Regions from separate parts of the Homo sapiens genome. Here region 2 is linked to region 1. A link is a loop called in an ENCODE intact Hi-C map of the cell type or tissue named here. Cell type or tissue: GM12878. All regions are shown on one strand. Each heading gives the region's core, and the rest is flanking DNA. Links, peaks and the distances in the headings are about the cores only. Region 1 overlaps FRY-AS1 (FRY antisense RNA 1). Region 2 has its middle 87 kb from the start of RXFP2.

The links. Hi-C counts contacts between places; a loop is a spot of excess contacts. Peaks named below come from ENCODE experiments on the same cell type or tissue, not always from the same donor. Only the 100,000 strongest peaks of a DNase experiment are listed, where the experiment ranks them.
Region 2: a loop joins it to region 1, with 2.3 times the contacts of the local background. A loop is called at or near these places in 4 of 110 quality-filtered maps.

Annotation. Positions count from the first base shown.
Region 1 is chr13:32,011,768-32,028,387 of GRCh38, forward strand. FRY-AS1 (FRY antisense RNA 1) reads right to left here. Exons shown (of 4, transcript NR_103839.1): 2 at 15,808-15,899; 3 at 15,436-15,486; 4 at 12,279-14,329. Among named protein-coding and RNA genes, the nearest start is that of FRY-AS1, 12 kb to the right of the region's middle. RefSeq lists a silencer at 8,024-8,123. In GM12878, for the core only: a CTCF peak has its summit at 8,039 (motif pointing right); a DNase peak (open chromatin) is centred at 8,064.
Region 2 is chr13:31,818,287-31,834,906 of GRCh38, forward strand. No RefSeq gene overlaps it. Among named protein-coding and RNA genes, the nearest start is that of RXFP2, 87 kb to the left of the region's middle. In GM12878, for the core only: a CTCF peak has its summit at 7,045; a DNase peak (open chromatin) is centred at 7,095.

The DNA.
Region 1 (16,620 bases), core at 3,475-11,474:
TCAGCCTCCCAAAGTGCTGGGATTTACAGGAGTGAGCCACCACACCTGGCCGCTAATCATCTTAAAAGGACACTAGTCATATTGGATTGGGTCCACCCTAATGACCTTGTTTTATCTTAGTTGTTACTTTAAAAGCCCTGTCTCCAAATACAGTCACATTCTGAGTACAGAGGGTTAGGACTTCAACATATGGATTTGGGGGGCACAAGTCAGCCCCTAACACATAACCCTTGTCTTTTGGAACCCACAGAAGTGGGAGGATAATTCCATGAATATAACCAGGCAAGATGGTCCCATCCCATGTTCTAGACATCTAGTTTACCTTTGATAGTCCCAGCATGGTTGACTGATGTTGAGCTTGCAGTCTATGAGAAATCCCAAGTCTCTACACAGCTTGTTTTTTTAGGCTTGTCTTCTCCTATCCTTTGCATAATTTATTCTTTTATCTAGTCACACTGGGGATACAGCAGGGAACCAAGTAGACATTGTCCCTGTCTCTTGGAACTTAACATACATTAGTGAAGGCTGTCAGTGAACAAATGAGCAAACAAATATATAATTACAAATTGTAAGATGTACTATAAAGTGAATGAACAGATAAATAGTAGAAGAGACATCCTACTCTTGATAGTTTTTTTTTTTTGGTGGGGTATGCATTTTGGCATTTACCCTGAAATAAAACATTATTTTTAATATATCTGGCCTATTATTCCACCCTACCCCAACCATTTATAGAAGAGATCCTGGCTGTTATTTGTTATTTTTAGTGCCCTCATCCTTCACTTTATTCCTAAATGTGATAAATATGACACCTCTGGCTTTATCCCAGTCATCAATAAAAATACCTAACGGGACAGAACAGTACCATTGTTGTCCTAGAGCTAACAGTAATATCCATTAGCTACACATAGATAAAGATCTAGCCAGCATATATAAAGTGAGACTCTTATTGGAAATATTAACAAGATTAATGCTGCCCACTGCTAAGTTTTCTATTTCACCAGCTGAGTCTTAAATGTTCCTCTGGCTGTACCACATTGATCACAAAAGGCCTTTCAAGTTGTCTGCCTGATGATTTTTAAAAGGTCAAATTCATTTAAAGTATTTCACTCATAATGTGGGGAAATAGAAGTTGTTCTCAATCTAACCAGAAAGAACGTCACTTACAAACCAGAATGCCTACGTTTTGCAGGGCCGAGGATCCAAGGTGATGTTCATCAGCTCCTTTCACATGGATCTAACCTGCCCATGTAGGCCCACTCCAATCACCTGGAAAGTGTGAGTCCAAGGCCAGAACCTACCCAGGCCAGTTCTGTGATGCCCTCTTTCTCCTTACCTTGGGCATCCTTGGCTTTAATGGCCAATTCTGTACTTGCTGCCCTGGCTCTACTGGTCTCCCACATAGACAGTTCCCACGTTTGTGTTTGGCCATCGAACGCAGTGTTTGGGTAAGAGGCACTCCAGATCTCTCAGCTGCCAGTCCACTGAGCTGATTCTCTTTTTAGTTGGAGTAGGGAGAGTTTAATCAAATTTAGAGAACTGGGGATTGGAATCATCCAGCAGGCACATCACCCTTGGTCATCACAGGGTTACCCATCCAGAGCAGTGGAGAAAATGAAATGTTTTCAGAGGCAGTCAAACTTGACCTTTAATTTAGCATGGACCATAGCTTGTCAAGGTTCATCAGCAGAGCGGTACTGTTGTAAGCATTTGCTAATGTAGACATTATTTGACGTTAATTTACTTGCTAATTTGACACATTTTTGTATAACACAGAATAAGTTAAATCGCAACAAAATTTATTTATTTATTTATTTATTTATTTATTTATTGAATATTCCTTAAACACCTATCACATGCTAGGCATTGTTCTGGGTGCTAAAATTACAGCTGTGAATAAAATAGACACAGCTCCTTCCCTCGCAGATCTTATATTCTGGTGGGGGAGGGCGGGAGACTAAGACCATGTAAATATGTATTATTCAGAGAGTGAAATATGCTTTGAATAAAATATAGAAACAGAAGAAAGTCACAGTGACAGGGGAAGGAAATTTCGCCTTATATTGGGTGGTCAGGGAACATCTTATTGATAGGCAGAGCCTGAAGAAAGAGAAAGAGCAAACCATATGGATACCTGGAGAGAGGAAGTTTGGGCAGAAGGAAGAGCAAATGCAAAGGCCCTGGGCTGGGTCTTCTCAAGGAAAAGCAAGGAGGCCGCTGTGGCTGGTGTGGGGCTGGCGCTTATTCTACACTGCTGCCTTTCAGAAAGTGTAACAAAGAACCAGATGGCTCTTTGCTAGACTTGCCCTATTTTGTTGTGGTTGTTAACTAAAAATACATGGGAAAAGGGTGTTTTTTATACTGCTAAGGTTGCATTCTTGATTGGCTAAGGAGTTAACCCCAGGATGTGTGTGTGTGTGTGTGTGTGTGTGTGTGTGTGTGTGTGTGTGTGTGAATGATATATATACATACCTATACACACACACGTTTGTTTAATGAAATGGGAGAGAAGTTGAGACATACCTTTTTGTGCTTCAATGTGAGCCTGTGAGAGTTAGTAGTTTAGCTGATACAAAACCCCTTTGTAATCTATTATGCAGCCTGTTATTAGCAATCAGTCCTACAAGTGCTATTATTTTCATCCTCCAAGTAAAGCATAGGAGTTGGGTAAGGGTCAGAGTAGTTTGAAATTTGGATAAGAACTCAAATTCTTTACTGACTTCCCTCACACCTACATCTAACTTCTGCAGGAGCTATCCCATTAGTTGTGAATGATTTAATAAGCAAAACCTGGGGTGAGTTTACCTCCTGAGGCCAGTTCAGTTTTTAGACATAGTTGGCTTGCCCTGAGCTCTTCTTGGCCTATTTCTGGGCATTATGCATCCTGAGAAATATCGGGATTTTTTTTCTGTTACAAAGCGAACACTTCTCATGCTTCCAAGTGTTTACATGTATCAGGCCCTAAGTGGTGGCCCTATCAGGAGCAGAGTGTGCAGGCGATGTTGTGCAGGGTGGGCATGGCTCAGCCTGTGCTGTCTGTGTGGTTCCAATGGTTCCAATATCCCAGCGGGGCTGTGCCTGTCCACCAGCCTGCTGGTTACCACAGCAGATAACATAGTAGACTCAGGGTTTAAGAAGAACCACCACCCAGAGCAAATGAATAAAACTGTAACTGCTTCATGGCTAGACTCTCTGAAGAAATGCCTCTGATATAACCTCAGTTGGTCCTCAGAAGAAAGTTTGCAAAAACAAGAACAATGTCTGAACTCATTCCTTGACCATAACCATCAAATTTAAATGCCACAGTTTCTCCATGTGGGAAATTCAAAGACATTGTGGACCTTTGCATGATGTGAAGGTGTGTTAATGAGATAGCTAGCTCCTTTTTGGAAAAGAAAACCTCAGAGTAAGACATAAAGTCTTTCTTGGCTGCAGCTGTTCTTTCATGAATGATCAGCTAGGTAAGCATGTTCCAGTAAAATTAAGCCTCACCATTGACAAGTGTTTGGAGGGCATTGTAAGATTCATGGATACATCCTGCGTCTGCCTTGTTGTTTTCTACGGGTTGAACATACGGCATTTAAGGAAATTTTGTGGTTAGTAACAGAAGATTTCAAAATTAATCTCTAGAATTTATATCTCTTAGATTAGATATTTTAATAAAAACACAATATTCCATACTGTCATGTGATTGCTAGCCTTTGGTTTGTATGAAAGAATTGTTTCACTCTTTCTGTAGATTTCTACAAAAAATCACTTGGCAGATACATACCAAAAGAATATTGTATTTTATATATTTAATATATTGAAAGGGATGCTGTCATACCCAATGCTTCTGAGCTCACCCACAAAAATAAACCTCATGTTTATACTTAACTTTATTTATTCAGCTAGCATGTTTTATAATCTGTTATGTACCAGGCACTATGCTAGAGGCTGGTAATTCAGAAATGAGAGACTCAGCCTTCCACTTCCATCAAGGGGCTTACAGTTTAGTGGGGAGACAGAGAAGTAAACTACAAACACAAGATCAGGTAACAAGTACTACTGTGGCCCAAAGCAAGGGTATTTCACTTTGCCTGGGGAAGTCAGTCAGAGCTTCTCAGAAGAATGGGTAAGGGTTAGAGCTGGAATTAAGAGGAAGGAAAAGCAGAATGTATAGTGCAGGACCTAACAGTAGTTCACAGCCTGGTGTTTTGGCAGACTTGCAGACAGTTCCCTATAGCTGAAGCACAGGGTTGCATGAAGTTAGAGAGGTGGAAAGGGGTCTTGTATGGCAACCAAGGGTTGGGCTTTATCTCAAAAGGGATTGAGAAATGTTGTAACAATCTGGCAGGAGTCATGAGGACTGAGCCAATAGGAAGGCTATTGCATTGATCCAAGTGAAGTATTACAAATACCTTAAGTAATAGAATGATGGTAGGAAAGAGGATGAGAAAACAGATACAAGCAATTTTTAAGAGGTAGATTCAACAGGGCTTGCTGAGTCTTTGAATCTGGGAGATGAGAAGGAAGAAAAGTCTTGAATTTCTAACTTGAGTGACTTAGAAAATGATGATGTCATTCAGGCAATAAAGGAGAAAGTAAGAACTGGGGAAGGAAAGTGGTTAGCTCAGATGAAGCCATGTTGAATTTCAGGTACCTGAGGAGTATCCGGATTGAGGTGGACAGTAAGATGTGAAGAGGTAACATATGGATGTGAACTTCCATGGAGAGGTCTGAGGTGTAAAAGTAATTTGGGAAACGTCAGACAATAGGTGAAGCTGTGGGTTCAGATGATTCATCCTAGGCAATATTTATATATAAGAAGGAAAGGGGCTGAATATGGAGTTCTGAGTTATTCTTGCCATTGCAGGAAGGGATAGAGAAGGAGCCCCTAATGCAAAGAGACCAAATAGTCACAGAGGTAGGAGGACAGAGGAGACATATGTCACAGTAGCCAAGTAAAGTGAACGTCTCAAAAAAGAAGACTTGACCAGTAATGCCAAATGCTGTCAAGAGGCCAAGTAGGGTGAGGACTGGAAAGTTCCATAGGGCTTAGGCATTGGTAGTTATGACACACTCATTCCCAATGTGCTGGAATGGCAGTAAGTTGGAATGAAGGGGATTAGGAGGGAGAGACAGAGAAGTTTCTAAGAAACTTGGCTGTGCGAAGTAAAAGCGAAATAACTAAACATGAGGAAAGAGCTGTCTGCTGCTGGTTGCCGCTGAATCTGTCAAGCTGATTTCTCCCAACCTGAGTGAACAAGAGCAGCAAGGAATGCCCTGCCCCGCATAACATGTGCTGTGTTTATTGTGTCCCCCTTGTGTCCTAGAACATAGGAGTAAGATGGTGACCAAAATAAACATAGAATGTACCTAGTGAAATTGATAGTCCAAACAGGGAGAAAGCATATTGAAAACTAGCTGCACAATAAATGCATAATTTGTGATAAAGTATTTGTGTCAATAAGAAATGTCAACTGTGGCTCCAGATTTAGACCACGGAGTTAAGGGAAAGCTTCTCTGAGGAAGCAATACTTAGATGGATGAAGGGCAAATAGAATTTAGCCAAGGGAAGAGAGGAGGGCCTCTAGGCAGGTGGAACAGCAATGCTGAGCCCTGAGGTGCAGGAGTCCTGGGTAGCAGGGAAGGTGCAAGATGAGACTGAAGAGTTAGGCAGGAACCAACAATGCCACACCTGGAAAACCAGGAAAGTGTAAGGTCACGGAAGCAAGAAAAAGAGAGTTGCAAGAAGAAGGGTGTGGAGCTATATCAAACGCTACGGAGATGCCGTTTCAGTTAAGGGCTGAGAAGAGCCCACTGGCTAAGTGGAAGCTGTTGGTCACCTTAGTGGAAGTGTGGCCAAGGAGTCAGCCTGAAGTGGGCTGAAGGGGGAAGAGGAGTGGAAAGAGGAACTGAAGGCTGCGTATAAAGGCAGCTGTGTTGAGACATTAAGCGATGATTGGGAAGTCAGGAAGGTAGGCTAGGAATTTGTATTAGTCTATTCTCTCATTGCTGTAAAGAAATATCTGAGACTGGGTAATTTATAGAGAAAAGAAGTTTGACTCATGGTTCTGTGGGCTATACAGGAAGCATAGTGGCTTCTGCTTTTGGGGACCTCTCAGGAAGCTTCCAATCATGCCAGAAGGAAAAGGGGAGCAGGCACCTTAACATGGCAGGAGCAAGAGAGAGTGAGGGGGTAGGTGTTGCACACTTTTAAACCACCAGATCTCATGAGAACTCACCATCATGAGGACAGTACCAAGAGAGATGATGCTAAGCCTTTCATGAGATATCTACCCCATGATCCAATCACCTCCCACCAGGCTCCACCTTCAACAACGGGGATTACAATTCAACGTGAGATTTGCTGGGGACACAAATCCAAACCATATCAGAATTGGAAGGAAATGTGGGATAAGATAAGGGTTTTTGTTTTGTTTCTGTTTGCTTGTAAGACAAGAGGTATTGGCTATGTTTTCATAAAGGCAAGAAAGATTTTATAGAAAGGGAAAGGTTAAGATGCCAGAGACCCATAGGAGTGACAATCTTGGGCAGGAGGCAGAAACAGGGTCAGGAGAGGGGACAAAGGTGGCTTTGTGGATTTGATGGCAGAAAAATGGGACTTCCTATCCGGTGCCATGTAGGAGGCAGGGTCGTCCCTGAGAACGAGATGGGAGGAGGGAAGCAGGAAGGCTGTGGAGTGCACAGGGCAGAAATGACTGTTGCAGTGAGGGATGCTTGCTGGGCCCAGGAAGGCCTGGTGGGGAGGTCTGCTTCCCTGACCTGCCTGTGGGGTTTTCCACTCACCACCTCCCCGTTGACCCTGCCAGTGTTCTTAGAAGGGTGTAAGAATGTTGTTTTGATTTTGTTCCCGTGTTTTTCCAAAGTCAAATTGTACCACGTTATAGAATTTCCTACAAATCCTGAATATTCTGACGTGGGAGCAAGTGCTTTCTGCTCTGGTAATTTTACGCTATTTGATTTCAAATTAGTTTCGTGATTTGTTTCCTCCCATGTTTACCCTTTGAGTTGCTTATTCCCTTTGGCTTCATCATTTGAAAAACTCATGATTTGGTGTCCGTCTTTTCTGGTTTTTTTTTTTTGCAACCACGTCTCACAGTTTAGAGCCTTCCATTTCATTTTATGGAACATGTTGTAAAGTTGGAATCTTTCATGCAAGCCCACTTGCAAAAATATCCAAATATTTTTGCCTTATGTATTTCTTGGTATTCTCTCTTTCTCTCTCTCTCTGTATTTCTTGGTATTCTCTCTCTCTCTCTCTCTGTGTGTGTGTGTGTGTGTGTGTGTGTGTGTGTGTGTGTCTGTGTCTGTCTGTCTGTCTCTGTCACTTTCAGGTAGCATTCGTGGCAATAACGAGAATGTCTGCTGGACCCTTTACCTCTCTCTTCCCTCCCCTCTATATACCTGGTGCTCACCAGGTCCCTGCTGCTGTTTTGTCGCTTGACTTTGTATCATATTGAGTTTCTGTCCTGGGTTCTCTGCTTGTACTCTGTCTTCTCCTTTTCATAATCACTCCAGGTCCCTGCCACTTTTTTTCTGGACACCCAGAGTCTTTTTCTTTCTTCCAGTGACAGTCAGAAGTTGGGGGAGCCCCCTTGGATGCATATTGTTGGAGGTTCCTAAGTTCATACCAAGTATCTTTAGAAATCAGGAAGGATGAGGAACAGAACTAACATTTTATGAGCATCTACTGGTATTGGATGCATTTCTTATGCTACCTTATATTAACCTTTACCATAACCTTGTGGTAGGGAGTATTGTTTTGATTTCATAGACAGATAAGTCAATCCCAGAAAGATTCCATAACTTGAGAAATATATCAGGGCCAGGACTAAAACTGTCCTTGTTTCCTGCCTGAAGCTCAGGGTGACTGACGGTTATCATTGTCAATGTCTAGACACGAAATATTCATCCCAGTTAGGCATGGGCCTAGGTGTTACCTCAGATCTTGAACTCACGCTGTGATATGAAAGTGGTCTCCTAGCAGTCAGGCATCTTGAGTCCTGGAGTCCAGACAGAAGGTGCCTCTACCACTAGGTGGGGATGTAGCAGCACCACAAATGAGTACACTACAAATGGAAAGACCCTCTAGAACAAAGGCGTTCAAACTTAAAAAATAAGAATAATTTATTGCAGTGAAACAACATATAATTAACCATTTTAAGGTGACTCTTCTGTGACATTTTGTACATTCGTGGTGTTACACAACCACCACTTCTATCTAGTTCCAGCACATTTCCATCACTCCAAAGTAAAAACCCCTTCACCATTAAGCAGATTCTCCCAGTTCTTCACTCCCCGTAGCCCCTGGCAACAGCTGATCTGCATTCTGTCTCTATGGATTTACCTATTCTGGATATTTCTTATAAATAGAATCATACCATATGTGACCTTTTTGTATCCAGCCTTCTTCAATTAGCATAACATTTTGGGGGTTCATCCATGTTGTAGCATGTTCCCAAACTTCATTCCTTTTTACGGATTAATAATATTCCATTACATATATATGCCACCTTTCGTTTATTCATTGATCCATTGATAGACATTGAAGACTTTGAGCTATTACGCATAGTGCTGCTATGAACATGCATGTACATATACTTGTTTGATAACTTGTTTTCATTTCTTTGGGGCATGTGTACACAGTGAAATTACAGGGTCGTATGCTAATTCTATGTTTAACTCTTTGAGGAACCATCAGATTCTTTCCATAGTAGTTAAACCGTTTTGCATTCTCACTAGCAGAGTATGAAGATTTCAAACTTTTTAAAACCATGACTCGCAATATAAAGTACATTTTACATTGCAACCCAGTATTTAACCGTGTGTATGTATACATACAAATATAACAGAGGTTTCATGAAACAGTACTCAACCTGACTGTGAATGATGCCCTCTAATGTATTCCCTCCTATTCTATGTCATTAGGAAAGTGTCTTGGTTTGACCCACCAAATTAACTCCACAACTCAAAGTTAATTTGCTATCAGTTGAAGTCACAGATATTTTCATCATCACTACAGTTGCTTTAGGCATATTGAAATATTATTTATGATCATTCTTTTATTTAAAATTTCTTATAATTATTACGCCTCTGGATAATGTTATTTAAAGCACCATTTGAAGAAGCAGGTATATACGATACCACAATTTTGTGTTTTTTTAAATAGTTGAATAACTATGTTTCAAAATAATTGCTTTCTTTGTCACCCTGTGTCTTCCACATTTTATTCATGTAAACACATTATTCTGAGAAGGAACTCATGGGCTTCGCCAGACTGCCAAAAGGGCTCATGGCACAAAAATACTTAGGAACATGCTAGACTACACTGTCCAATAAGGGAGCCATTAGCCACTTGTAGCTATTGTGTACAATATTGTGTACAATGGCTGCAAGATGGATGTGGCTAGTCCAAATGCAGATGTGCTGTCAAATACCCACTGGATTCCAACTATTTGGTACAAAAAATATTAAATGTCTCACTAATATTTTTTATATTCATTAATTATTGAAATGATTTTTGGCATATTGGGTTAAACAAAACAGATTATTAAAATTAATTTCACCTGCTTGTTGGTTATTTTAATGTAGCTACTTAAAAATTGAACACTGCGTGTGTGGTTCGCATTGCATTTCTGTTGGACATCACTGGCTTAGCACCAGATCGGAGTTCCAATCTTGTTGTTATCACAGGACCAGTAGTAATCACTGTTACTGTTACTGTCATTACTCTGCTGCGGGACCTACCCTGATAAATTTCAGTTTCCTCCTCTGGAAGTGTAGATATAAAGCCAAAGGAGAGCATATTGCTGTGCTTATTCTGTATTCAGCCTTTTTCCTAATACATTTCTCACTATTGGAATTGTCTAGTCATCTCATCTTTCATCCAGAAGTCTGGTGAAGGCCCATGTCCATGTCCCTTCCCTTATGCTTCTGCTACCCCTTGTTGTAATGAACACAAAATATAAATTATATATGGGAAAATCATATACCAAGGTAAGGATATAAGAATTCATAGACAAATAAATATTTAAAAATAATTTTAAAGGATAAGAAAAAGGGGAAACTCCCTTGAGGAGCAAAGAAGGTGGAAAATAAGGCTTGTGGTAGGGTGGAGTAGTAATTTGACCACAGTTGCCACCCATCCTGTATTTATCCAAAGGCCAGAGTGGCATTTGGATAAGACTCAGGCAAACCACCAGCACATTCCTGGAGTTGATGAATGGCCACTTAAACAGCAGGACACCCCTGGCATGTCCCTAAACCCAAAACTAAAAGTCCAGCAGGCTATTACAATGAGGGAAGGTGCCAGCATGTGTCTTTAAGGGCGATGGGCTGAGCAGGGACCACTCACCCTCTTATTTGTCTGATTCTTACACTGATGGGAGCCCTGAGAATCTAACATTAGCATCCTGGGAATACAAAGCCCTTTCATCTACATAATCTCCTTTAAGATCATGAAACAACCTTATGTAAAGGGCAGAATCATGTGTACCTTATAAATGAGAAAGAAATAGGTCAAACACATAAGTGGATCACTGAGGCCATTACTGGGTGGAGCAGGGTTTATCTGACCATGAGCTTGAGTTTCTCCACAGCTAACACTGAGGGTCAGAATCATGACCCTCCACTTCTGTTTCCTTGGGCTTCTCAGAGTGATCTCACCCCTGTGGACGGTCTGCAAAGATCATTACTCTTGACCTCACTTCTGCCTCCTAAGCTGAGCCGTGCAGTTGGAGTCGCTCTTCCCACTAGCCTGCTAAGCTGCTGCCTTCCATCATTCAGACAGTTTCTGACAGCCCCACCCTCCTACACAAAGCCCTGCCTGTCTGGTCAAAGGAGGGTGGTGATTTCCCACCCTTTCTAAAAACACGCCTTGTAAGACTTTCTCTGTCCTCTAAAATATACTTGCTCCTTCAGAGTCACATTTTCTACTACTGTACGGTTAAACATCGTCTGTGGGAGGAAAGGTGATGTATGGGTTTTTCTGCTCCACTGTTGTCGGGCTTAGACCACCATCTTCTAAAAGGCAGAAACCTGGGGTCTGTACCAGACAGCTCCATGAACAGATGGTCATTTTGAAGTCTTTGAAGGTGAAATCTGTGATGCTCAGTGAGGTATACACTTCTTTTTAAAGTGGTAGTTCCAAATGAAGTGATGCTGTAACATATCCTTAATTCCTTAGACCACTGTCCTTAATCTCAGTTGTAATAACCTGGCGTGTGACTATTGTTTATTCCTGGTTTACAAGAATTGTCTAGTTATATAGTTTCTATTGCTTTTCCTCTAAGCTGAACAAAGCACTTTGATACTACTTCATTAATTTCACAGTAGACAGCTTGATCGTTTTTATATTGATTTATCGCTTTCTAATCCCCAATTATTTTTTGGTCCTATGTCAGCTTCTCCTGCCAGTAGACAGTGTGTGTTTTCATGGATACTCTTGACATGAGCTTTATTAGAACATAACCAAGAAGGTGAATCTGTTGCCAAAAAATTAAATAATGTTTGCCAAAGAGTTACACAGAATAATTTATTACCCAGTGTTCTGCTTTTCCTATGCAATGGTTCCTCCCAGTGGTATAGAAAACCAAAGATTGGCTTGCCCTAAGAGATGAGGCAGTTTGGGGATGGGAAATAGTGTTCTTCTTTTAGTAGATAAATAACATGTCCAAGGTTATAGGATCGGGATCAAAATAAAAAGCAGAATCATGAGTTTCCTGATTCCCAGCCCTTCAACCTTTGCTAATAGGTAACTATAAACATGGTCATACCTAGAAAGAAAAAATTTTAGCACCTAGAAGGAAAAAAACGTAAAATTTAAGTAGCATGCGCTAAAAAACTATCCAAAATTTCTAGTTTTCCTCAATTTCATTGATTTGAAAATTATAGGTTTTAATAATTATGTACATTAAATGGTATCTTAAGGAAAAGTTGATCTTTCCCTTATTACTTAAACCCTACTATTTATTTTTGTGTATCAGATTGGTAACATTGGTGGGAATATTCACTCTAGCCATAAAAGGTATTTAATTTTTATCACCAAATAATAGGAGTATCACCCAATAACTTTAATACAACTATGAGAATGCTCTATTTTTTTGTTTTGCTAGATTATCATTCATACAGGGAAGAACCAGCATTTTCTTAGTTCTCCTGTAGATGGCGAATCTAAAGGGTGATGACGACTGATATAAATATAATTGTTTTTTATACTGTTAAGCATTATGTATCTGCATTTTTGGTAAATAATAATATGCAAAGTTAATGCCTTTTTTTTTTTTTTTGGAGATGGAGTCTCGCTGTGTCACCCAGGCTGGAGTGCAGTGGCAGGATCTCGGCCTACCACAACCTCCACCTCCCGGGTTCAAGCAATTTTCACGCCTCAGCCTTCCGAGTAGCTGGGATTACAGGTGCCCGCCACCACACCCAGCTAAATTTTGTATTTTTAGTAGAGATGGGGTTTCACCATGTTGGTCAGGCTGGTCTTGAACTCCTGACCTCAGGTGATCCACCCACCTCGGCCTCCCAAAGTGCTGGGATTACAGGCGTGAGCCACCGTGCCCAGCCGCAAATGCCATTTTTTGCTTCTTCAGAAGGGACTTAATATTTTATAATTATGTATTAATAGTTGGCTCCTATTGTGGCCATTTATATTTGACCTGTTTGTATCTGAACGTAAATAATTTCTCAGGTTGCTGGTGATATTCAAAAATAGGATAATAAAGTTATCATTAGTGTTGTATGCTTTCATGCTAAGGGGCATGAGGTAAATGCTGTCATGTTTTCTCTTTGCATACATGTCTTTAAATACATTAAATACTAAGTGTGCTATGACCTTATTCTGCAGAAATTGAAGTCGAATCTTTATGTGTACAAAATATGTATGAACCACAACATCTCCTGGTTTTGACTACAGGTTAATGATATCCAAATATGCAGACACTACTTTGAGAGGTTGATGAGAAGACTAAATTAGGTAAATTTTGAGATGATACTAACCTAACCGGAACCTCTAATCAAATGGAAGTTTACCCTGGGCACCAAATGTTATATGACTTAATATTACTAAAATGTTAAGTAATAGTGTTTGTATGTGCATGTGTTTAGACTTTCTTTACCTTTCCGAAACTTCCAGCCTTGTGGGCAGGTCTACCTTACCTTGGTAGCCAGCAGAGGGGGTTGGGGGTAGGGATCTCTCTATGATGACAGGTTCTCTCTCTCCTCTTTCCTTCTCTTCTCTTTTTCTAACCTGACTATGGAGTTAAGGAGGCATTTTGTGCTGCATATTCTGGGTTCATTTCTCACTACAGATTTGCTACATAACAGTTGTCATCTGCCTAGGCACTCATGTAATCCTCATAACAGATTTGTGTGACAAGGCACTAGTTTACAGACGAGGAAAATGAGGCCATGAGATGCTCAACAACTTTGCCAACAATACAGCTTTTATATGATGGAGCATGGTCTGGTCTACAATGTCACTCCCCTTCTAATTAATATCCTTTGAATATTTGTTCTTTTTTTTTTTTTTTTTTTTTTGAGACAGAGTTATGCTCTTGTCGTCCAGGCTGAAGTGCAATGGCACCATCTCAACAACCTCTGCCTCCCAGGCTCAAGCGATTCTCCTGCCTCAGCCTCCTAGCTGAGATTACTGGCACCCACCACCACGCCCAGCTAATTTTTGTATCTTTAGTAGAAACAGGGTTTCACCATGTTGGCCAGGCTAGTCTCGAACTCCTGACCTCAGGTGATCCACTCACCTCAGCCTCCAAAAGTGTTGGGATTACAGGTGTGAGCCACCGCACCCAGCCTGAATATTTGTTCTTGAAGTCACCATTCAGTTGTCTGGAGCAGGGTTGAGGGAGAGGCGCAATTTTCCTTTCACTAGCATGCAGGCCCGGGTTAACTGGTGCCCTAGTTCTAATTCATCCTAATGATGTCTCAGTGCCACTTTTAGAGAAGTGCCCAGCAGGTGCCCAGTAGGTGTGCCCCTTTGTTCAGCTTTGTCTATGCATGCCCTCTGATATACAGCCCAGCCCCAAGCCTCAATATTAGGCCTGAATAAATACCATTCTTTTACCCCACTCTAGACCTGTCAAAACACCTTGGATGACAATGGACACATGGAGGGGGCATTCCATGTGCAGAGCAGAAAGCAGGGTAAATTCCAGGCTTTTTTTCCTCCACTCCCTGCTGCCACTTCTCGGAGTCTTTTATTGTCTTCTGCTTAAACCCTTCAGGGGCTTCCCATTGTGCTAGAATTCCTCCTGATTCCTTTGTCTTGGCTCTGGGTTCCTTATAAAACCCCTTCGCAGGGGAGCTGAGTAGGAAAGAAAAAATGAGTTCTGCTGCTATGTTTCAATGATAACAATTTTAGAAGACATGATTTTTCTTGTTTATGTTTGAATCTGGACAACAACAAGCTTTGCTATAATGAAGTTGTGTTGCATTCAAAAAATTTAAATGTATTTCAATTCATTGAAAAAAATTATTTGCAGTGGATAGTAATGGAGTAAATGTTTTTCAAAACTTGCTGAATCTATTTTTGTGAAGATTTATATATGTGGGTTGGATTTTTTAAGGTAATGATTATTGTGTTTGATGCTTACCACATGGACATTGTGTGGCATCATTTCATATTTTTTCTCTAATATTTCTTAGGATGGGATAGATCCGTCCAAATCATGCATCAAAAATAGGTCAAAAGAGAAGTTTGTTATTTATCTCAACACTTTGTCCTTTAGGTTATCTCTAAAAAGCCTCTTATTCTACTGTTTAAAGAAAAACAAAACCCTTTTTCCATACTCATCACCATTGATTGTAACTGCTGTCTTTCTATCTCAATTCAGGGGATGCTTAATTTGATTTGGAGCTGTTCTTAAGATACAATGTATAATAGTGGGAATATAATATAGTTCATGCTTTTTTGGAAGTTGAGACTGCTGATCAAAAATTGATAAAGCAATTATTTTCTTGCATTTAGTGATTTTCCTTTGTTTCTTCAGGATGCTAGTGAAACATTTCTGCCTAACACATTCTGTTCATGAATGTACATGTCACTCTGTGACAGTAATTACACATGTGTACCCACGTGTATCCGTCTACAAGAAAAGGGGGTGGATTCCAATCGTAACCCAATCAACTCAATCAGATGCTTTAAAATCATTAGGTAATGGCTCTTGATGTTGGCATGCATCCAGACTGTTTGCAAGGCTTTGTTTCCACATTTTTTTTGAATGCCACACAATTTAGCCTCAAAAAAATTTTCAAAATGCTTTTAAAAAAAGAGTAAACTAAGTATGAATTAAAACAAAAAATTGCATTTCTTATACATTTTTTTCCCACAGGCAGCAGATAACAGTCAGACATGACAAGCTTGCTCATTCACTTATTCACTCAACATATGTTTATTGCATGAGGACTTACTGTGTGCTACAGAGATGTAAGGAACACAAAGCTGAGTAAGACACAGGTCTTCTGGAGGGAGAGACGGGACAGATGGTTATAATTGGGATCAAGACAGGAGGAGAGTAAATGCCATGGATTATGAGATATAGTCTCTGTATCCTTTACCACCCTCATCCCACTCTGCTACATGGCTTGCTAGGACATAGGTACATAGGTGACCAATAGGTCACTCCTTCTGACCACCTCCTTCCCATTGACCACCCAGAGCTACCACCAGCCCATGTGGTATCTTGATAAAAAAAAAAAAATAGGCACCCCTTCCTCTGGATTGAGTCCTGGGCTGATGCAGACCCATGCCAGGGTAGAAGCAGCCCACTGCCACCTCTGTACCTGCCAAATTGGAGAGTGGAGTTCAGACTAGATTTCCATCCTCAGTCACCCCATCTCCACTCTAGGTCAGACATCCTTGTAGAGACCACTGCCTGTATAATGAATCAAATTAATGTAAAAAATAAAGGCATTCTTCTCTTGGTTTCTTGGAATTGGTTACAGTCCCCAGGGAATACATCACCCAGGACAAAGCCAGGCAGGAAGACAGTGAATAGGCTGGGAGAGTCAGTGGGACCTGAAGCGCCTCTGCTGTGTTAGGGAGTACCTTAGCATCTTTCCTGAACTTTTATTTATTTATTTATTTTTATTTTTTGAGATGGAGTCTTGCTCTGTTGCCCAGGCTGGAGTGCAGTGACAGAATCTAGGCTCACTGCAACCTCCGCCTCCTGGGTTCAAGTGATTCTCCTGCCTCAGCCTCCCAAGTAGCTGGGATTACAGGCGGGTGCCACCACGCCCAGCCAATTTTTGTATTTTTAGTAGAGATGGCGTTTCGCCATGTTGGCCAGGCTGGTCCTGAACTCCTGACCTCAAGTGATCCACCCGCCTTGGCCTTCTAAAATGCTGGGATTACAGCCATGAGCCACTGTGCCCAGCCTCTTCCTGAGCTTTCTCTAAAGAACTTGGTAACCATGATTCTCACCTTGCTTGTGATTTTTAAAAAAATAAATAAATAACAAAGTTATGACAAGTGACTCAGGGTCTAAAATAGACCTAAATTTTACTAGCTATATGAGTTTGACCTTATTTTATGCCTCCTTAAGCCTCAATTTTCTCATCTGTAAAATGGGACTAATAATAGTACTTACTTCATAG
Region 2 (16,620 bases), core at 3,906-11,905, 190 kb before region 1:
CAGATTGAGTCTAATTTTTTAAACTCAATATCTTCAGAAAAATAGAACAGAATACAGACTCTCCATAAAATCACAGTCACAATGTTTAGAATACAATCTCAAATTATTCTACATGCAAAGAACAAGAAAAGTGTGACTCATTCTCAAGAGAAAATACAAATCAAAAGAACTCAGCCTTAAGGTGACTCAGATGTTGGAATTAGCAGACAATAATTTTAAAGAAGCTATTATAACTATGCTTGACATAAAAGAAAATATGTTGGTAATGAATGAAAAGATAGGGAACCCTATCAGAGAAATAGAAACTATAGGAAAAGAACCAAGTGGACATTGTAGAGCTAAAAAATACAATGTATTCCTTTCCTGTGGTTGCTGTAACAATTATCACAAACTGGTTAGCTTAAAACAATAGAATGTATTATCTCATAGTTTTGGAGGCCAGAAGTCTGAAATCAAAGTGTCAGCAAGGCCACACTTCCTCTGGAGATCTAGAAGAGAGTCCTTTCATTGTGTTTTCTAGCTTTTGATGACTGTTGGCATTTCTTGTCTACGGCTCCATCACTACAATCTTTGCCACTGTGCTCACAATGCCTTCTCCTCTTCTGTCTGGCAAATCGCCATTGTGTGTCTCTTACAAAATTGCTTATCATTGAATTAAAAGCCCACCCAGATTATCCAGGGTGATCTCTTCATCTCAAGATCTTTAACTTAGTTACATCTGAAATGACTGGGTTTTTTTTCCAAAATAAGGTAACATTCAAATGTTCTAGAGATTTATGTAGATACCTTCTGGAAGACTACTTTTCACCCTTATAACATACAATCTCCGAAATAAGAAAGAAAAAAGAATGTGCTGGATGAAACTGTAGTAGCATGGAGAGTCAGCAAACTCGAAGAAAGAGCAATAGAAATTATTCAATATGAAGAAAAGGTAGAAAAAAAGAATGAAAAGAGCCTCAGGAGCCTATAGGTCAATATCAAAAGAGCTAACACATGTGTAACTGGAGTGTTAGAAGCAGAGGGAGAGAAGATGAAGGGAAAAAGCCCTCTGTAGAAACAATGGTCAAAATTTTCCCAAAGTCTGTGAAAGACATACATTGACAGATTCAAGAAGCTTTGCAAACCCCAGCAGAATTAATAAACCTAGGCAAGATTTCTGCATTTCATATGAAATTCTGCAATATTAATTCTAAGTAGATTATGTGAGAATTGACTGAGAACGTATATGAGGAAACTTTCCAGGTTGATGGTAACATTCTAATCTTGATAAAGGTTTGAACTACAGAAGGGCATGCCTTTACCGAAACTCAGCAAACATACGCTTAAGATTTTTACATTTTATTGCTTGTACATTTTACCTGAAAATTTAAAAATGTAAATAATATTGAACTATAGTTAACATATGCATGCTATAATATTTAAGAGAAAGTATATCATGCATGCATTTTAATTTTAAATGCATGAAAAACAGGGAAAATTGGTAAATGGATAGAAGGATGAACTGATGAATAGATATTTGATAAAGCAAGTATAGCAAATGTTAATGACAGAATCCAGGTGGTGTAGATACAAGAGTTCACCAGAAAATTACTTTAACTTTGCTGTATGTTTGATATTTTTCACATTAGGATATTGGAGGAAAAATCAATGGGAAAATGAAGGGCTGCTTTATATGTAGTTCTGAGTCAATGGATTATCCATATAGAAAAAAAAGATTAAATAAAATTCTGATTTTGTGGGATACATTAAAATAATTCCAGATGGTTTTAAAAAACTAAATGTGGCCAGGCACAGTGGCTCACACCTGTAATCCCAACACTTTGGGAGGCTGAGGCAGGTGGATCACGAGGTCAGGAGTTCAAGACCAGCCTGGCCAACATGGTGAAACCCCTTCTCTACTAAAGATACAAAAAATTAGCCAGGCATGGTGGCACACACCTGTAATCCCAGCTACTCAGGAGGCTGAGGCAGGAGAATCGCTTGAACCCAGAAGGTGGAGGTTGCAGTGAGGCGAGATAGTGCCATTCCACTCCAGCCTGGGCAACAGGGCAGGACTCTGTCTCAAAAAAAAAAAAAAAAAAAAAAAAAAAATATATATATATATATATATATATATAGAATGCCACACTGTAATAGCACAAAAGTGGTGAGGTGGTGCACGCATGCAGTCCCAGCTACTCAGGAGACGGAGGCAGGAGAATGCTTGAACTGGGAGGCAGAGATTGCAATAAGCCAAGATCATGCCACTGCACTCCAGCCTGGCAACAGAGCAAGACTCTGTCTCAAAAAAAAAAGTGGAAATAACTGTCCTGTAGTAGGAATATGGATTAATAAACTATGGTTTGTTCAATCAATTATCATAGAACAGTTAAAATGATTTTATGTATCAAATTAGATAAATGTCAAGACATAATATTGATTAAAAATAAAGTTACAAAGGATTGTGTACAAATATATCATCTATTTAAAAATTTAAAATACACAAAATGATATATCCTGTATATATCCAATACATGGTAATGATATACAGTCATGCATCACTTAAAGCCTGGAATACATTCAGAGAAATGTGTTGTTAGGCAATTTCATCAGTGTGCAAATATCACAGAGTCTATTTCCACAAACTTCAATGGGATAGGCGACTACATATCTAGGATATATGGCACAATCTATTGCTCCTAGGCTACAAACCTGTACAGAATATTACTGTACTGCATATTGTAGGCAATTGTAATGCAATGGTATTTGTGTAGCTAAACATATCTAAACATAGAAAAGATACAGCTAAAACATGGCATTATAATCCTATGGAACCACTGTGAAATACTGGTCTGTCATTGACAAAATCTTTGTTATGTGGTGCATGACTATACTCCTATTTCAAGAAAGGACTTACCTCTGGTAGAGGAGAAAAAAAATATTTTTAAAATCTTGTGTCTTTAACAATTGTTCTTTTAAAAAAGAGACCTTGTGTAAATAGGACATAATGTAAATATGTCCTTTTTTCAAAAAGACCTTGTGTAAATATGACATATGTAAATATGATTTATCGGTTTAATTTTGTCAGTACATACATTGTTATTGATTATATTAATTCATAATATTTTATGTGATCATGTCATCTTTTAAAATTAAAATGTAGATGACTCAAGCCCTCACCTTACATATAGCATATAACGTACGAAGTCTTTTCAGTATTTCTTTGGAATTTCAGGGGATTTACAATTGGCTAAATGAGTTCCTGTTCTGCGAGCATCTTTCTTTCTCTCTTGATCCCTGGCTCTGGGCTTCTGCCAGCCTTAACTGCCTCAGTCTTCTTTCAATATGTTCCTTCCACCAACACATCAGCATAGCAGAGGGAGTCTTAGAGGAGGGGTGCATTGTTCCTCAAACCCCATTATCATTAAGAACACAGAGCTACCATTTATGGTAGATTTGTACTGATAGTTGAGGCTAATGAAGGATTACAGTTTAATACTTAAATAAAATATTCTAAAAGTTCGTTCAGCCATTTCCACCTCTATTTTAGGCCTACATTGTTTCCATCTTCCTGGGCTTTTCTCTTAGGCACAGGTGCACACCCACACACAAACATACACACATTCTACTTACTCTGACTGCCAGTCTCCTACCTCCAAATCCTGTTAGTCCTTCTGCAGAATAGTTTTGTTCTTCACCCTTGCCTCAAACTAAGTTTTAGGTCTACCTTGCATATCCAAAATATGAATTCTTTGCTAAACAAAGGGCCTTCTATTCAAGGTCATTATTGTTTAACTGCACGAAACAAAAGGAAAAGCTTTAAAATTACAGGCTTTCCTTTAGCATGATCACATTTTTTTAAAAGACAGCTTATCCCTACAAGTCTTTCTGAAAATAGAGGGAAAACAGTATGAAAATTCACTCTACCTCTCTCCAGAATACATCTGCAAGAGTGGTGAGTCTCTTCCAGTCTCCTCATCCGCAATTTACCCAACCTTGCTTCATAAACACATATATACACATGTTAAAAGCTCTGAAATCTTGGTCCATTTAGCAAAGGGCAAACAATTCCATATATTTTAGTTGATACTGAAGAAATATGTGTATTATTATCCGTATTAAAATGAATGTCCATAATGATGATGCTTTAAATGTTTATGGCATTCTACAGTTTACAAGGAACTTTTACATAAAACAACCTGAAAAGAAATATGTAGGGTCCCACAAATAATTTTTAGTAAAACTGAAGCTAGAGTCCAATTCTCTTGACTTCCAACACAGTGCCTTTTCAACCCATCATGTTGTCTCCAGCCCCACAGTGCCAAGAAAAGGTTAGATTCACGTCAGAGTACTATCGAACGGATAAAGCAAAAGGAAAAGTAGAAGGTGTTAGAAAAATAGATCATTTAAAAGTTTAAGGCTGGTAGATGAGTGTCTAGGACAGTCCCTAACACATAGTAGACACTCAATAATTATTTGTTGTATTAATACATAAAATGTCACTTCTGAGCTGTTTAAAATCACAATCTAGTTACCCAGAATGATTCAAGGGTTTTAAATGGCTGTGATCGTGCTACACGGGATAGAGAAAGATGCCTTTATGTGCATAGATGTATCCATAAATTTCCCATAGCCATCATTCTCTTCCTTGCCATCTAATTGTACACAAAACCACATTAGAAAGTGTAAATTATAAACAGTTAATAAAACATATCCAACAATATAAAAACCCTGCCTAGAGAAAGACACTGAGATTCAGATAAGATTGTTTTACAAATTTGTGATGTACCATATAGAGGACTTTTGGGTAATCTGCAGTGAAACTAGACTTTCATAAAAGAAAGAGTATGTCTGATATCCTTCTTCCTGGTGCTATAAACAGGGTTAATAGGAAGTGAAGTCAAACCCTTGACTGTGACTGACATGAGGGAGTAAAATCTGCTCCGAGAATGGGACACATCAGAGGGCAGAATTCTGGTCTAGGCTTAGAAAGGACTTCCAGGTGGCTGAGCAAACGGCAGTCTTTTATTTGGCAGAATTTGCTTCAGGGACTAAGAGAAGAGAGGAGATTCGAAGAAAAAGAGTGAAGATTATGTTCTAAATCACTGATAAAAAGTATTATAATTAAAGCACATTGGAAATTTATAACACTAACCAAAGTATCAGCAATCTCTATCTAGCAAAAATACCAGAGTGTCATTAAATTACCAGCAAAGAACACACAGCAGAAGAGAGAGGTCTGCATTTTCACCAAACCACAGCAATCCTGGAGAGGGCTCTATAGCCAGTTAAGACATTCTAGGTCACAGGATGAGATGGGAGGTCAGTACAAGATACAGGTCATAAAAACCTTGCTGTTTAAACAGTTGCAGTAAAGAAGCCGGGCAAAACCCATCAAAAACAAGACGGTGACAAGAGGGACCTCTGGTCATCCTCACTGCTACACTCCCATCAGCACCATGACAGTTTACAGATGCCATGCCAATGTCAGGAAGTTACCCCTATATGGTCTAAAAAGGGAAGGCATGAATAATCCATCTCTTGTTTAGCATATCATCAAGAAATAAACATAAAAATGGGCAACCAGCAGTCCTCAGCGCTGCTCTGTCTATGGACTAGCCATTCTTTTATTCATTTACTTTCTGAATAAACTTTACTCTATGGACTAGCCCTGAATTCTTTCTTGCAGGAGATCCAAGAATGTTCCCTTGAGGTCTGGATTGGGACCCCTTTCCTGTAACACCTGCTCTGGAGAAGTTTGGGGTGAAAGAGACAGGCTCACTAAAGGGAGCAAAACACAGTGCAAAGAGCATAATAAAAGGATCAAGAGTCAGAAGGTATAGGCCATTTTTAGAAATCTTGATTAGCACTTCCCAAATATTTAGGAAGATGGAGGCAGGGACTGGAGTGATACTGCCACCAGTTAGGAAATGCCTGGAACTACCCGAAAGGGGAATAAACAAAAAAGGATCCTCCCCTAAAGGCTTTCAGAAAGAGCATAGCTCTGCCAACAACATAATTTTGGATTTCTAGCCTCCACAACTTTGAGAGAATAAATTTCTCACCCTGGTTTGTGGAGTAGAGGCAAAATAAAGATACTGGGTCAAAGAAGACCAAGTTAGAATGAGGAAACTGGGTGGCCTTGCTATTCAAAATGTGGCCAGAGGACTAAGAGCATCAAATTGATACAAATGCAGGATCTTGGGCCCAACCCCCAGACCCATCAAAGCAGAGCCTGCATTTTCACAAGATCCCCAGCTGATGTACAGGCCCATTAGGACTGAGAAGTACTGCTCTAGGGACACAGATGATGGAATCAGGCCTTATGCTCTTGGTATGCCTTATGCTTATGTTGAGCATAATGCCTTCTATTCTGACTCTTCTTTAACACCTGTTCAGAAAGAGGCTTAGCCTCTTTTCTTTTGGAATGTAGATAAGCAATGCTGAGACTACAATGGTGAGATCTGCAGAATGTAAACTAGTTTTCTGTTTTTACATAGCCATTATCAGCAAGCATTCTCAGAAGCTTCTAACTGACCTTAAAATGACTACAGACTCTTTCTTTTTTTTTTTTTGGAAGCTAAGCAGAATGAGTCACAACCTTACCTCCTCTTTGTTCTTTGTGGTGGCTACAGAGATGTGCCACCCACCGCATGGCCCTTCAATGAAGTACTAGTCCCAGCTGCCCTCCTAAAGGGGCAGCTGGCTTTCAGTGATGAAGTGGGCCCAGCCATTTTGGCCCAGTGCAGTCCAGTGCATGGCAGCTCTGATGGGTCATCTCCACTCCAGATCTCTCCATGGCGTTGGCCTAGGCTGCTGCTCCTGTATTCCAGCTCACTTCTCCCTCTGCCTGCTCAGCTCCTGCCCTCTCCCTTCCACAAGTGTTGATCCCAAGGGCACTCCACAATACTCCCTGAACACTAAATTCTGTCTCTGAGTCTGCTTTCTGAAGATTCCTATGACGTACCATAAAGAAAATGTAAGTTTGCCAGGGCTTTGGGCAGAAGTGGAATATAAATCTTACACTGGGCATTGAAAGATCTAGTTCAAGTCTCAGATCAGCCACAGAGAGGCAGTGTGGTCTTGAACAAGCATCTTATTGTTTATGAACCTCAAATATCTGTAAGACAAGAACAATTCCTCCCCATCTATCTCACAGAGCTGTTGTCATGAGGACTTCAGATGAGATAATATGTGTCTGGGGAAAGCACTCTATAGAGTGCAAGACATTAGATATTTTATTATTAGTCAGTAGATTCTAGAGTTTGTTTTGTATTTTGTTGTTGTTGTTGTTTCTTTGCCTGTTTCTTAAATCCATTCTTCTCAGCATTAAACCATTCAGATCACTCTAGCAAAATACTTCTCTGGGTTAGTCTCATATTTGGCTGAGAATGTGAGTCCTAAAGGTTCATAAGGAGTTGTCAAAAATCAAAAAGACCTATTTATCTTTGTCTTCCTCTTTTTCTGGAAGAGAAATAGTCTCAGACTAGTGTAATAATTCACTTACTAGTAAATTTCTATGAGAGAAAAATTAAGAGATATAATAAGAGCCTCTACACCTACAGCAACCTTCAGAGACCTTTGAGCTCCTCATTTAAATTTACTTTAAAAAACACATTCTTGGCCAGGTGCGGTGGCTCACGCCTGTAATCCCAGCACTTTGGGAGGCCGAGGCAGGCAGATCATGAGGTCAGGAGATTGAAACCATCCTGGCTAACACGGTGAAACCCCATCTCTACTAAAAATACAAAAAATTAGCCAGGCGTGGTGGCAGGCACCTGTAGTCCCAGCTACTCGGGAGGCTGAGGCAGGAGAATGGCGTGAACCTGGGAGGCGGAGCTTGCAGTGAACCGACATTGTGCCACTGCACTCCAGCCTGGGCGACAGAGCGAGGCTCCATCTGAAAAAAATAAAAATAAAATAAAAACACATTCTTTTCTGCCTGATTTTCTGAGGGCAAAAAAAAAAAAGAATTAAAAAATACATTATTAATCAAAAATCACAATTAAATTTCAGTTGCCCTTCAACAATTCTTTGGGTCCAGAAACAAGCAGCTCTTCTCTTTCCCTCTCTGTTCATCTCTGTTCTCTTTTTCCCTTAGGATCTTGCAATTTTTTTAAGGTTTTCTCCCCTTGAAGTTCTTGGCCTCCAAAATTCCTTATCCTGAAGCCATCCTCACAGGATTAACAAAAATTCTGGAAAGACCTATAATTAACCACTGATCAAGCTGCACTTTGGCCCACTTCCTTGTAATTGAAAGTCAGGTAGCACTAGATACTGATCATTTGCATTCCTATTTTTCTGATGGATAGGATTTCTGACGTTAGAATCTGTTTAAAAATTAATTTGTATGCCCATTGTTCTTATAGATAGGATCTCTGACGTTAGAATCATAAGGCTTTCGTTTAGGAGTTGCTTAAGAGGTTTTTTTCCAAATCCCCAATTCCAGTGACCCTCCACATAGGAACTGAATCTACATGATAATGCAGTTTCTTCATCTCCCTGTGCCATGACATCACCGTGCACTCCTCAATGAATCAATGATCTCCAAATTTCAGCCCACCCCAAAACCCTTAAAAACCCTTGCCCTAAACTCCTCATGGAGATATGGATTTGAGGTTTTAAGTGACCCTAACTAAGATTAAACCTCTTTCTCCGCTGCAACTTGGTGTCTTGGAGTACTGACTTGCCATGAACATCAGGCAATGGACCTATTATGGTTGAAATTCTACCTTGGTCCTGCTTGATCCAGTATCATTATTTTGCCTTCACCCCCCAACCCAGGATGTATACTTCTTTCCCACCCATACTGCACCCCTATAGTTGATGGATTTTCCCGCTATTAGTATTTAAAGGCTAATTTAGCTAATTCAGAGGTCAACTGGTATTACAGAAAGAAGCTGGGTGGAGACAGGCTGCTTTCAGATAATATATAACATGTGCATGTTAATAATAACCTTCTAAAGGCAAATAGTCTGTGGGAACCATTTCTCCATCAGTGTAATGGTGGAGATTTTGGACTTGACAATTGAGGGGGCCCAGACTCCAGCTGGTTGTGGGAGCAGAGATAACTGCTAGAAAGGCCACTTTCACCCTGAGGAGGTCCCTCCCCAGCCCTAATCATTTGAAATGGACGTCTTCACCTGCTAGTTTCCTTCCTGCCAAGTTCTGGGAATGTTGATGCTATCTTACCAAAAGCTTTTCAGGTCTCCTTAATTCTCATTGGTCTAGTCGTATACTTGGCTTTAGAACAAAGAGGATTTCAGTGTCTGTCAATGATGATCTCCTGTGATCTAGCAGTTCTGAAAGATGAACTTGCCAAAATGAGAAAATTAAAAGAGAAGTGCCCTATGTGGGAGAAAAATTATGCATTAAAGTGCTAAGTATCACCCAAGAGATAAGTAGTAAGTATAAGTACTCAAAGACACTTACAGTATCTTAACTTTCACATTGAAAAAAAAAATTGTGCAGCTTTTAAACTCCCTCAGTTTTGTATTTTCCGAGGTAGAAGCTGTGTGAAAAGAGTGATATTGCCTGTGGTGTTTGGAAGCTGACTGGCAGTGACATTAGGCAGCAGTCTCCTGTGAGAAGCACAGCTCGCATTCAGACAGGGTGAAGAATGGCAGAGAAAGGCTCCAGGAAGTGAGGCGGGACATACGGAGACGCTATAAAGGTTAAGTGGGAAAGCACCACTGAGAAGTTCAAATACTACTACAAGCAACACAGGCTTACCAGCTCATTTACTGGGTGTGTTGGCATGTGCACACTGAGAGCTCCCAGGGCTCCTGCAGCATAAAAATCAATATAGGCAAGAATCCCCTTCCTCCTTCTCTTTTTGTTCTTATAAATTGGAAAATATAAGGCCCATATCATTCTGATGTTCCCCAAAAGTCCTAACTATCCAAAATGATTAAAAGCAAAAAGTCATTCACTCCATTCAGCGAAATGAATAGAGAAGAAAATGAAAGGATGGGGATTGGGGAGACATATTTAACCAATTTTCATATATTCCAGAATGATCTTTATGCCTGCCCCTCATGTAGATGTAATATGTGAACACGGCTGAAAGAGATATTTTTATCTCCTATTAGCATATGCATGGACCTCTGCTTCACATGATTAATGTACATGTATATGTCTGAAATCAGTCAAATGAGTTATAATGAAACTTCATTCCTAAAGGGCTTGTTCATTGAGTTATTAATGTATAAAGAAAAGAACGTTAAAATGCAAGCCTTAGGAAAATAAAAACAATAGCTTCAGTTTTTGCAAGATAGGCATGCTATTCGCTTTTGCTCAGTATCGGTTTCTCAAAATTAATAATCATCAATTGCAAGAAAGAAATAATTCAAGTTTTTTAAAAGTCTTGACTAATGACGCAATTTTTACAAAGCAGAGAATAAGTTGTATGGTTTTTAATAATCTTTTAGACTTAGCATCTGAGTATTTTTTCAATTAAGAAACAACATTTTTAAGGAAAATTCAACTGTGTAAGTAGCTCCTAATGACTACTATAAAATTAAACCAGATTAATGATTTGGTCTCTCTTTTCTAATAAATGACTTAGAAAAGTTTAATTTCCTAGAATGTCACGTAAGACTATTTCCATGTATTTTTCTATTAATCAAACATTGAAAATCCAAATGTATGAGTGCGTAGATAGCTGATGTTAAATTGGTTTTAAAATGAAGTACATTATTTCTCTGGTCCAAAAGCTATTACTGAATTCTACAGAGATGTCTGTGATTGTGTTTGTAAGCATAACTATCATGGTTTCTGAAATATGATTTAAAAATCAATATCTAAAAGAATTTTAAATGCATACTTGGACATTATTCATCCTAGAGATATGCATATCTCATTTTCTAGAAAAATCAAAGGCATACTCTTTCAAAATCAAAATTATATTTTCAATTCTGTCTGCATTATTTGATTGCATAGGAATAATACTTAGATTTAACCAATTTAGAGGAAGAACTATATGATGAAAGAATATTAAACTTGAGTAGCTTAGCCTTCATCTTCTATAGCTAGAACTCGATGTCTTAGCAATATAAGTCTACCAGAAATACTGACTAACAAAGAAATTATTATAGTAAAAATGAACTCCAAGTTTCTTTTATCTTAATGTTTCTGAAGAAATACAGGAAAAAGAACTATTATGAATGAGTTCAATATTGTTGTTCCCTAATTATATAATACTTAGCTCATTTTGCTAAGGTATGTTTGCAGAAACAGAATGATGACTTAATATTGTACAGATTAAATCTATGAAGAACAATTGCTAAATAATAAAGCAAAAAATAAATATAAAAATTTTTTGTTGACTGGGCGCGGTGGCTCACGCCTGTAATCCCAGCATTTTGGGGGGCTGAGGCGGACGGATCACAAGGTCAGGAATTCGAGACCAGCCTGGCCAAGACGGCGAAACTCCACCTCTACTAAAAATACAAAAATTAGCTGGGTGCGGTGGCGGGCGCCTGTAATCCCAGCTACTCGGGAGGCTGAGGCAGGAGAATTGCTTGAACCAGGGAGGTGGAGGTTGCAGTGAGCCGAGATCACGCCACTGCACTCCAGCCTGGGTGACAGCAAGACTCCGTCTAGAAAAAAAAATTTTTGTTGTTGTTTTAAAGTCCCTAGGAATTTTAGAATACATCCTAAATGAACAGCTATAAATATATTTTGCTTTAGATAAGGTTTTTCACGTTTATTTTTAGGAAAATTATTTTTTGAAAAAATAATTTATTCTGTAATTATACATTACTTTAAGATTTTGAATTCATGCTCTGATATATAAGTAGATTATGATTAAATGAATTGACACATTAATCTGGTCCATGACATATCAGGCTATGGTTGATTCACCACTCATTACAGTTTCATCTTTAGTCTACAGTCAAATCTAAACCCAGCTTTCTTCTGAGGGAAGAAGTATTGAGAATTTTATTTTTATTTATTTATAATACTTAAATGTTTATCATTTCCAAATTTCATTGAAATGATAAATTTTGTTGATTCTCTGGCACTTCAGAACTTATAATTTAATATTTTAGGCATATTCTTGAAAATTATTTATAATTTGTTGTGCTTTAGTTTAGTATTTATTTTATTTTATTTTTATTTATTTTTTTGAGATGCAGTCTTGCTCTGTCACCCAGGTGGCACAGGCTGGAGTACAGAGGCTCCATCTCAACTCACTGCAAACTCCGCCCTCCAGGTTCAAGCAATTCTCATGTCTCAGCCTCCCGAGTAGCTGGAATTACAGGCACGCACCACCACATCCCCCTGACTTTTGTATTTCTAGTAGAGACAGGGTTTCGCCATGTTGGCCACACTGGTTTCAAACTCCTGACCTCAAGTGATCTGCCTGCCTTGGCCTCACAAAGTGCTAGGATTATAGGCGTGAGCCAACATGCCTGGCCTGTTTTGTTTTTAGAAACAAGGCTCCACTTTGTGGCTCAGGTTGAAGTGTAGTGGTGCAATCATAGTTCACTGCAGCCTCAAACACCTGGGCTCAAGCAATCTTTCCTCCTGCACCTCCCAAGTAGCTGGGACTACAGGTGTGTGCCACCATGCCTGGCTAATTTTTTTTTTTTTTTTTGGTAGAGACGGGGTCTCACTATGTTGCCAAGGCTTGTCTCAAACTCCTGGCCCAAGGCTCTGGGATTACAGGTGCTAGCCACTGTGCCTGACCTATTGTGGTTTTAGTAGGCATTTTTTCATGATCTCAAATCAGAAGCTTTAACTATAAAATACTTAGAGCCTCTTACTATAGAACTTGGTAGGTGTTGATTAGAAAAGGCAATTACAGAAATACATCATTTAGAAATACATAGTCCACAGAAAAAAAAATGAAATACATAAATATATCACAAGGAATGTACAAGGTCTCATATCTGTGTGCAAACCTGAAGCATAGGGAGCTACTTCCTTAGAGTAACTTTCCAAGCACTGTCAAGCCACTGCCAGACCACCATTGGTCCACTGGGTAGCAAAGGAGGGGCTGTGTGCAAGAGAGAAGCCAAGGACAATTCAGCCCAATGATGCTAAGAAGACCTGGACACACTTAACTACAAACTTTCAACCACTAAATCCCAACCAAGACGGGAATGCTCCCTCTTCTTGGCTGTCTATACCCCTCAAGCTGCATTTTATCCATCTGCCTTCAAAATGACTATTGAGGCCAGGCGCGGTGGTTCACGCCTGTAATCCCAGCACTTTGGGAGGCCGAGGTGGGCAAATCACCTGATGTCAGGAGTTTGAGACCAGCCTGGCCAACGTGGCAAAACCCCGTATCTAACTAAAAATACAAAAATTAGCCGGGCGTGGTGGTGGGCACCTGTAATCCCAGCTACTCAGGAGACTGAGGCTGGAGAATGGCTTGAACTGAGGAGGCAGAGGTTGCAGTGAGCTGAGACTGTGCCACTGCACTCCAGCCTGGGCGACAAGAGCAAAATTCCAACTCAAAAAAATAAAAATAAAAATAATGCTGTTGGCCAGCCACGGTGGCTCACACCTGTAATCCCAGCATTTTGGGAGGCCGAGGCGGGTGGATCACAAGGTCAGGAGATCAAGACCATCCTGGCTAACACGGTGAAACCACATCTCTACTAAAAAATACAAAAAATTAGCCAGGCGTGGTGGTGAGCGCCTGTAGTCCCAGCTACTCAGGAGGCTGAGGCAGGAGAATGGCATGAACCTGGGAGGCAGAGCTTGCAGTGAACCGAGATTGTGCCACTGCACTCCAGTCTGGGCGACAGAGTGAGACTCCATCTCTAAATAAATAAATAAATAAATAAATAAATAAATAAATAAATAAGGCTGTTGAGTTAACCTGATTTCAGATCAATAAATTGTTAAGATAGAAACATGCTGTTAGCGGTTTTTACACTGTGCGCTCATATAGGGACAATGCTGCACTGATTTTCGCCTCCACAGGCCTTTCCCTTCTGGCCAATTCCCTCATGAGCCCTCTAGGCTGCCTAGCCAACAAGTATACATGTAATTTTTCTCAGCAGAGCTCCAGAGTTTGGTCTATCTATTTTTAATGTTCCTGAGGATTAATTTATTACAGCTCTTGAAATTCAATGAGTCCCAGCTCTGAATCATGTTGAAGGCCGTGGGTGCAGAACACAAAGCTTCAGGAACCTACCTAGAGCTGGAAATGCTGCAGTTGCGTTTTAGGATATAGCATATACATGGTTCTTTCGGCAGTCACATGTCTTTTAATCTAATGAAAGCAGAAAAGTGCTAGCTGGAAATAACTGAATCTGCAAAGCTAGCTAAGATGATTCAAATCTGAAACACTTCACCCTGACCCCAAGCCTGTCCTGAGACAGCTTTGCATTTTATTGAATTAATCATTAATGTTGCAGCACCTCTAGTTTTATTCCATCATTAGAATGACATCATTTGGAAGAAGTAAAGAAGTTGCTATAGATTTAGTGGACCAAGACAATCAATTGAAGTTTCTTAAAGGTGAAAAGATGGCAGAAATTCTTGTCCTTGGCTTGCCTGCAAGATTTCCATTTGCCCACATACATACTATATATTATTTTCAGTACCCCCCACGCCCATCACTTCTCATATTCTCTACAGCTGGTTCTGTATTTTCATGGCAAATAAACTCACAGTTGTTCCACAAACTCGAATTTCCAGGAAAATCATATAAAACAGTAATAGAAAAAGAAGGAAAAATTTATATCTTTTCAAATCATTCTTCTTACTTTGTATCTTCTAAAAAAGAGAAACATTTATTCATTCATTTATCCTCATATTGAAAGGGGGAGTAAGATGTGCTCCCTTTTGCGAGGAGCTCATAATTTATGAAAGTGGTTTTTAAAATGTGGGTTAGTAATCTCTTTTGGATTTCAATGAGAACCAAAACTCTTACTAGGAAAATGAACAAACCCATATAAAACTTCGAATATAAATGTTTAGGGAGTTGATAACCACCTGTGGCCCATCTATACAGCCCATGTTATGAACTGAATGTTTATGTCCCCCTAAAATTCATATGTTGAAGTTCTCATCCCCAGTGCGATAGTATTTGGAGATGAGGCTTTTGGGAGGCAATTTGGGTTAGAGCAGATAATGAGGGTAGGCCCCTCATGGTGAAATTAGTGGCCTCATAAGAAGAGAAGAAAGTGATAGTCCTGTTAGAAGCATGTAGCACTGTCCACAGCTTCACTGGGAGAGGACAAATGAAAGATCTACCCATGGAGCTTACTTAGACTCTGATTTATGTGCTGCTTTTTTGACTGACTTTAATCTGGACCCCTTCCAGAATATCACTATGCTATAATACACCATAACTGTGAGTATAACAGACTTCACTGAGTTCTGTGAGTCCTTCCAGTGAATTTCTCAAACCCGGAGATTGCCTTGGGGACCCCTAGACTTGAAATTGGTATCAGCAAGGAGGGTGGTCTTGCAAACCCCTGAACAGTGTGGTTGGTGTCAGAAATGAAGGTGGTCTTGGGGACTGCCTAACTCTGCACTTATTAAACATGCTTAAACTTAAGACTTTATAATGCCATCAAAGAAACTAGTCACCTTTGGAGGATATTAGGAAAACAATTTTCTTAAAAGACTGGCAAATAAAAATGCAAGCATTTGTTTTACCTTAATTACATTAACTGTACATTTATTTGCCTTAATTATATTAACTGTATACTTATGATAATCAAATTATAGATTAGAGGAGGTGTACCTTCTTAAAAGTAATACAAGTAAAACAATAAACCAACAATGACCAAAATGTAATATTACTATTTTGAAACCCTTAATAAATTAATAGATTTAGGCCCTACATATCAACAGTGCTTGAAACCACAAAAAGAGAAATGACCAGATAATATATTTTTCCTGCTGAAAGAACACTAGCACCTCCTTGCCAAAGGAACCAAACCTGAGTCTGATCAAGTACCTGAATCCAGTTATGAATTTGCAGGCAATAATGAGGACAGAGATAACTGTTAAACTGAACAATGAGTATTATGCAGTCAACAACTGTGGGAAACTCTATTGGTCAAAAAGTGCCAGTTTAGCAATAGAAAAATTGTAAAGAAAGTAAAGGAATAGAAAAAGAATCTGTAGGCCAGGTGTGGTGGCTCACACCTGTAATCCCAGCACTTTGGGAGGCCGAAGCGGGCAGATCGTGAGGTCAGGAAATCGAGACCATCCTGGCTAACATGGTGAAACCCCGTCTCTACTAAAAATAGAAGAAATTAGCTGGGCATGGTGGCACGTGCCTATAGTCCCAGCTACTCAAGAGACTGAGGCAGAAGAATTGCCTGAACCCGGGAGGCAGAGGTTGCAGTGAGTCGAGATTGTGCCACTGCACTCCAGCCTGGACAACAGAGCGAGACTCTGTCTCAAAAAAGAAAAAAAAAAAAAAGAAAAGGAATCTGTAGACTAAAAAAGATGTATCAAATTATAAAATGGGGAAGATTCAATGATAATATCTAAGGATGAACATTTATTTAGGTGATAGAACTATAAATAAGTGTGAGGAAGTAATTATTAGAAGTCAGGCTAGTGGTTACTTAAGGCAGATATGAGGGAGCTGTGATTGCAACAGTGGGGGCTGGAAATGTTCCATTTCTTGATTAGTTGGCTGAGTGGTAGCTACAAGAATAC